Regions from separate parts of the Homo sapiens genome. Here region 1 is linked to region 2. Evidence: chromatin contacts called from ENCODE Hi-C or POLR2A ChIA-PET data. All regions are on one chromosome and are shown on one strand. Each heading gives the region's core, a stretch centred on a gene start or an enhancer-like site at or near the end of the contact. The rest is flanking DNA. Distances are from core to core; before and after follow the strand shown.

Evidence for each region. Hi-C counts contacts between places; a loop is a spot of excess contacts on that map. ChIA-PET counts read pairs that join two places held with the same protein, here RNA polymerase II (POLR2A). Pooled maps may share reads with other maps.
Region 1: a loop to region 2 is called in a map of heart left ventricle, with 2.3 times the contacts of the local background. The contact joins the enhancer-like site here to the promoter of SNHG16 in region 2. A Hi-C loop is called at or near these places in 20 of 168 maps with a recorded cell type or tissue (A673, B cell, CD4-positive, alpha-beta T cell and 13 more), 15 of 37 single-sample maps with no recorded cell type and 31 of 50 pooled maps. POLR2A ChIA-PET finds 5 or more read pairs at or near these places in 40 of 52 experiments (A549, A673, AG04449 and 33 more).

The regions. Positions count from the first base shown.
Region 1 is chr17:76,657,984-76,661,233 of GRCh38, reverse strand. No RefSeq gene overlaps it. Among named protein-coding and RNA genes, the nearest start is that of ST6GALNAC1, 16 kb to the right of the region's middle. Within about 2 kb of position 1,250, at least 7 of the 41 ENCODE cell types and tissues checked have a DNase peak (open chromatin) inside an H3K27ac peak, as active enhancers do; they include CD8-positive, alpha-beta T cell and PC-9, where a contact is called at or near this core.
Region 2 is chr17:76,555,279-76,559,039 of GRCh38, reverse strand. SNHG16 (small nucleolar RNA host gene 16) reads right to left here and starts at 1,276. Exons shown (of 3, transcript NR_038111.1): 1 at 1,183-1,276. It overlaps SNORD1C (small nucleolar RNA, C/D box 1C), which reads right to left and starts at 250; the gene lies at 171-250. RefSeq lists enhancers at 54-855, 1,196-1,455, 856-1,656, 2,146-2,245.

The DNA.
Region 1 (3,250 bases), core at 1-2,500, 100 kb before region 2:
GAGAATGAATCACAGTGTCCTTTTCCTGTAAATATTGTAGTAAAGAACAGAACATACTGTTAAATAATCGCGAGCAATGATCAATATTAGGAAACTTATATTCATACAATTCTATTATTTAATCTATGAGTGTATTCATACTTTGCCAGTTGACCGACAATGTTTTTAATGTAAAAAAAAAAAAAAGTCTGTTCCAGGATCTAATCCATGATTAAACACTGCATTTACCTCTGTCTCTATAGTGTCACTTAATGTGGAATAGCTCCTCAGTCTCTTTGTCTTTTGTGACCTTGACATTTCCTAAGAGTACAGGCCAGTTATTTAATAGGATCTGTGAACTTGGAACAAATTTGTCTTTGATAATTTCGTTGCTTTCTGACAAAACAGGATGCCCACACCCATATACATTTCCTGGTCCTGATTCTCGACACCATTTCTTGCATGGGAAAGAAATGGGACCTGAGGCCAGGCAAGGTGATTCACACCTGTAATCCCAGCATTTCAGGAGGCTGAGGTGGGCGGATCACCTGAAGTCAGGAGTTTGAGACCAGCTTGGCCAACATGATGAAACCCTGTCTCTACTAAAAATACAAAAACTAGCTGGGCGTGGTGGCAGGCACCTGTAATCCCAGCCACTCAGGAGGCTGAGGCTGGAGAATAGCTTGAACCTGGGAGGTGAGGTTGCAATGAGCTGAGATCACACCACTGCACTCCAGCCTGGGTGACAGAGCAAGACACTGTCTCAATAAAAAAAAAAAAAAAAGGGACGTGAATCCTGATGATAGTGCTATTGATTGGGGTGAGATGCAAGTGGGGACAGGGGTTGCAACCAGCTGAGCATCCTGGGACTGCCTCTCCTCCAGCCCTGGAGACTCCTCATTCTGGGGAATGGCAACTTCGGGCTGGACTCTGTGGATGAGTTTCTCAGATGCCTGGGTGACACCAAGGTAGAGCGGGGGACCTGCAGACTTCGTTCCCTGCATGGCTCTGGGTGTGGCTCATGCAGGATAACCCTCAAATTTCCTCCTAGCCGTTTTTTTTAATGACAGATTTTATTGCATTTTAGGGCTTGAGATGTTTACTTGTTTTTCTTATCTACTATTATTGATTTACTGTAACCGCCAGCAGGGCAAACACAAAATTTGGGGCATCTGCTTGCTGTCAAGGAAGTGTCAAAATATGTGATAAACATAGGGTGACTCAGCAAAACAACTCAGACTCTAATTACATGGTGAATGCACCGTGCCGCAGAGGACTTGCCCTGTCCCGGGCGGTGCGGGTGGCTGCTCATCCATGGAGGCGATTGTTCTTGGCCGGTCCTTCCTGCAGGGATGGATGCAGGGCAGAGGGTTACTGACTCGCAGGGAATGGCTGCACTCACTGGCAAAATCCTCCCTCTGATTTTTGTGAATGTTCTCACAGAAGAAACTCCTAAGTGATCTACAGTCTTGGGGCTAGACTCCTACCACTACGGGATTCCTGGGCTACAGCTCCCAAGGAAATGGGGAGTCTGCAGGAAAAGGTCAACAACAGGTTGTTGCACCTTTGGCTTCTGAGTGTTCCAAACAGAAGGGTAGCAGAAAGTGCTGCAGGGCTGTCTGAGAAGAGGGCCTCAGGGCAGAACTGCCAGTGTCAGAGAAGAGGCAGACTGGGGACATCAAAGGAGAGGGGGAAATGTATCCAGACAGGAGTGTAAGTGCAGTTGTTTTCTTGAGAAGCCTCACCTCATTGAGGTATCAACATGAAACCATTTTCTTTTTCTTTTTTCTTTTTTTTTTTTTTTGAGATGAGGTCTGGCTGTGTTGCCCAGGCTGGAGTGCAGTGGGGTGATCTTGGTTCACTGCAACCTCCGCCTCCTGGGCTTAAGCCATCCTCCCACCTCAGCCTCCCGAGTACCTGTAGTAAGGCACACACCACCATGCCTGGCTAATTTTTGTATTTGTAGAGATGGGGTTTTGGCCGGACATGGGGGCTCACCCCTGTAATCCCAGCACTTTGGGAGGCTGAGGTGGGCAGATCACTTCAGGTCAGGAGTTCAAGGCCAGCCTGTCCAATGTGGTGAAATCCCATCTCTACTAAACACATAAAAATTAGCCGGGCATGATGGCAGGCACCTGTAATCTCAGCTACTCCAGAGGCTGAGGCAGGAGAATCGCTGGAACTCAGGAGGTAGAGGTTGCAGTGAGCCAAGATCACACCATTGCACTCCAGCCTGGGCATTGGAGTGAGACGCTGTCTCAAAAAAGAAAAAAAAAAAAAAACAAGAGATGGAGTTTTGCCATGTTTCCCAGGCTTGTCTTGAACTCCTGTGCTCAAGCGATCTGCCTTCCTTGGCCTCTCAAAGTGCTGGGATTCCAGGCATGAGCCATGGTGCCCAGCCCATTTTCTATTTTCTAATCACTGCTTCCACTCTATGCCAACTCCCTTCAGTCCCTTAGCAATATCTTGGGCAGATTCATCACTTTAGCCTGGTAAAGCTCAGGCCAGCCCTGTTTCAAGCCCCACTCGCATATCTGGTTCACAGTGCTTCACCTCCTCTTCCCAGCACAAGCTGGGCACTCACACTGCTTGCTGGGAGAATGAGGAGATTGGGGAGTGGGCCTGGTCTAGTTCTGTGATACCTGCTGCCTCCTCTCTTTACAAGGCCTCGCTTCCTAGCTGCCCTCGTGTGGAGAGCAGGAAATGGAAGTGGTCAGGACACGGAAGAAGACAGCAGAGGTGTCTTAATGTAGCTGACTATAGGTCCAAGGTGAGGAGGCCCCAGATCCAGCTGGACTTGGTTCCATCTATTGCTGCTGACCTCTGAGGATAGGGTAGACTCTGCATAGATGGTGTCCCCTCTTTAACGAAGCCCTGCTCAGAAAACCCAGCCTAGTCTTCCCTGGCCCCACCAGGAAATCCACTTTCCAATCTCCAGAGGGAGGGCCCTATTATTTGCTTCAGAGGCCACCTGGACAGCGTGTGAGCCCTGCCCTTCCTCTCAACTTTGTGCTTCCTCCTATGGAGACATCGAGGCTTTTCTGCACCTTCCAAAGGTCATGGGAGATGGCCTGGGGGTGCCCTCTTCTTGTTCCTCAACTCAGACAAGGTTTTCGAACCCTGCCAGCATATGGGCAGTGCTGGTGGAGAGGTAGACCGCCTTCAGCAATCACAGCACTGTCAATACTTGATTCCATTTCTAAATCTGTTTCCCAGGCTGGTCTGGAACTCTTAAATCTGGGCCACAAGCATAAAAGAAGCTGCATGTAAT
Region 2 (3,761 bases), core at 27-2,526:
TACAGAAATTTCATCATGAAGATCCTTACACTTAACACCTTAAGGTGATGAGTTTTCACATGACTGTTTTCAAGGCCACAGCCACCACCTTTAATCTAAAAGAGAAGGATAACAGGCTTCATTCTAACAGAAACCACCTTAAGGTTTATTCTCCAGATTTGTATTAAACAGCTGAGCCTCAGCAAGTCAGACCTCCTCACAAAAGATACCATTTCAGACAGGGATAACTTTAAATCATCCTCAGCTCAGCCAATAACAAAGATTCCTAAATCCTAGCGATCCAAAATTCATTTGCCATGTCTCTTTCATCCCTGCATGCCCTAACGAGGATCCACGCTGGTTACAATGACACCTAGTGGCCCCAAATCACACGGGCAAAGACGCTACTCATTTTTATCATTAAAATAATTAGCATTCTGAATTTTGAGTAATTTCTTACCATAGCTGGCTTGTATGTCAACACGTATTCTCATACTTGAACTTCAGAATAAAGCAGGAGGTGAATGTATGTGATGGCACCAACTGTGCTTTCTCATTTCTAGTGACCACTCAGGCCCTGCCTGCACCCACTCTTACTCATGTTAAGGGCTCCATCTATTACTCTGATCCTTCAACCTGGAGCTCTGCTTTTCACCGTCTCTGCAGATGCCAAACAAAGAAAGGCCTCTGGGGGAGGAAAAAAGGCTCGTTGTTAAAACTACGGCTTTCCAGAAGTTTACAATCCTATTGACTCCTATCTGTAAAGCTAAATATGAACTACCGATTGGGGCCGTCCTCAAGACACTCCAAGCGGAATCACGTCTTCACACGTTAACACTCCTGATGCTGAATTAAGAACCACCATCGTCAGAGTCTGCCCGTGCGCGGGCACCGAAGACCCCTGGGCATGACGCTCAGCACACGCGCGGCGGAGGCGCACGGGGCTGCCCAGGTTGTTAGGCGCTCTCCCCCGCAGAAGCCGGCCCTATGACGCCGAGGACGGGCTTGAGCTCTCTCCCTTCACATAGTAACATTTTCTCAACGTTTGGAAAGCATTTTCTCATCCAGTACTTTTAACCCTCCTAACCACCCTATGAGGGAGAAACCGAGATTATCGTCACCACTTCGTCTCTGAGGAAGGGAAGCCAAGTATGTTAGTGTCGTGTCAAGGAAGACCCCGTTTTCCCACCCAGGCAGCCTTACCATCATCACTAAAGGCCTGAGACTGCTCGCCGTGCTCAACACCGACTGGAGTGGCCATGTCTTCCAGCCACGCGGCCGACCTCGAAAAGAACGCGAGACCGCCCCTGCGCGCAAGTCTTCTCGGCAATCTCTCCGGAACTCTCGCGATGTTGAGAAAGGGCTGGTGGGAAATGTAGTTCAAAACTACGGCGGCTGGGGGCTGGCCGCGTCCTCAGCGCGACCCTGGAGCTGGGGGTAAGATGGTGGCCGCCACCAGGGGCAGTGGAGGGTCCGGAGTGGGAAACCAGGCCTGTGAAGAACCACGGCTGTCAGAAAACGAAGCTGGAGGTTCACTTCTGCCAGAAAGTCATTGAGCTTCAACACAGTTTGTCCCTGGTCGAGACTGGGGAAGCACAGAAAGTTCGAGGGGGCAGGGACAGATGAGGAAACCGGGGCTTGGCCGAGTATCTTTGTTAATTGCTCTGCGGATTTTATTTGGGGGAGGATAGGGGCATTTGGGGTGGTTCGCTGGGTTAGTGAAGAGGAGAGATTCCGAGGGAATCGTTCAACCTCCTGCTCAGGTGTTTTTAAGTTTGGGGCGAGGCCGGTGAAGCCGAGGCGCGGGCGGCAAGGAGCGCTGGAGAGCGACGGGGCTCGGCCTCCGCGGCTGCCCAGGGGCCCGGGGCATTCCGAGAAGAGAAAAAAAGGCAAGTGTCACGAGCTGAATTACGAAAAGAACGGAGAATGATGTAACACCCACTGCTCTTCTGAGTGTTATTTTTCAGGCAAACACCTTGGCTTCATTTTTTTTTGTTTCTGGGTTTTTTTGGTTTGTTTTTGAGATAAGGTTTCACCCTGGCACGCAGGCTGGAGTGCAGTGGTGCAATCATAACTTATTGTAGCCTGGACCTCCCGGGCTCAAGTGATCCTCCCGCCTCAGCCTCCTGAGTGGCCGGGACGACAGGCGAGCGCCACCACGCCCAGCTGATTATTTTTATTTTGCAGAGATGAGGTCTCACTATGTTGCCCGGGTTGGTCTCAAACTCCTGGCCTCAAGCAGTCCTCCTGTTTTGGCCTCCCAAAGTGCTGGGATTACAAAGGTGAGCCACTGCGCCCGGTCTGGCTTCGTTTTTGAAATAAAAATAAGGCAAAAACGACATCAACAATCAGGGCCAGAATTTGCACCTATTTGAAAGCTAGTTTAAGTTTGCAAGACCGAGAGCCTTTTCTCCATTCCAGTCTCCCTGTTCTCATCCACCCATTAACAGTGATCTCTGTGGCCTTCGGTGTGGGTTATATTGTCCTGCAGATGGTAATATGTTGCAGATACTTATCTTCAAATTACCACATTTGCTTATGTTTACCTCCTTTCATTTGATTGTAAGCTCTTCAAGAGCAGAAGTCTCTTTTTATTATTATTATTATTTTTTTTTTTTTTTTTTTTTGAGATGGACTTTTGCTCTTGTTGCCCAGGCTGGAATGCAATGGCACGATCTCGGCTCACGGCAACCTCCGCCTCCCAAGCTCAAGTGATTCTCCTGCCTCAGCCTCCTGAGTAGCTGGGATTACAGGCATGCGCCACCACGCCCAGCTAATTTTGTATTTTTAGTAGAGATGGGGTTTCTCCATGTTAGGCTGTTCTCAAACTCCTGACCTCAGGTGATCCACCCGTCTCAGCCTCCCAAAGTGCTGGGATTACAGGCGTGAGCCACCACGCCCAGCCTCTTTTTATTTTTATTTTTTTCTTTTTAATTTCTTAACAGTGCAGGGTTTGGTATTTACCTGCTATGCTCACAGTAAGTCTTCAGCAAATAATCATTAATTCATTCAGCAGTAATTCTGGCCATTAGGTTTCTCTACCTTACCCTTGAAGACACGTTATTTTGTGTAATACTGAAAGGAAGAATGTGTTCTATCCCTGCAAACATAGTTCCTTTCATTTGAGACTTACAGTGGGAATTCTAAGTGTGGAATTTCCCAAAAGCTGCTAGCGGGCTGGTGACCTACTGTAGACAAGATAGTAATGATAGCTAATACTTCATAGCACTTACCAGGTGCCATTCCCTATACTGGTTTCTGTACATGTATGAACTCGTTTAATCCTCACAATGCGATGAAGTACTACTGTCAGAGGCATTGGAACCAGAAAACTCCATCTTGAATAGGAGCTGGGTGAAACGAGGCTGAAACCTACTGGGCTGCATTCCCGGACGGTTAAGGCATTCTAAGTCACAGGATGAGACAGGAGGTCGGCACAAGATACAGGCCATAAAGACCTTGCTGATAAAACAGTTTGCAGTAAATAAGCCCACCAAAACCAAAACCAAGATGGCGATGAGAGTGACCTCTGGTCGTCCTCACTGCTACACTCCCACCAGCGCCATGACAGTTTACAAATGCCATGGCAACATCAGGAAGTTACCCTATGTGGTCTAAAAATGGGAGGCGTAAATAATCCACCCCTTGTTTAGGATATAATCAAGAAATAACCATAAAAATGGGCAACCAGCAGCCCTCAGGGCTGCTCTGTGGAGTAGCCTTTTTTTTTTTTTTTTTTTTGAGACAGAGTCTCGCTCTGTCACCCAGGCTGCAGTGGTGCT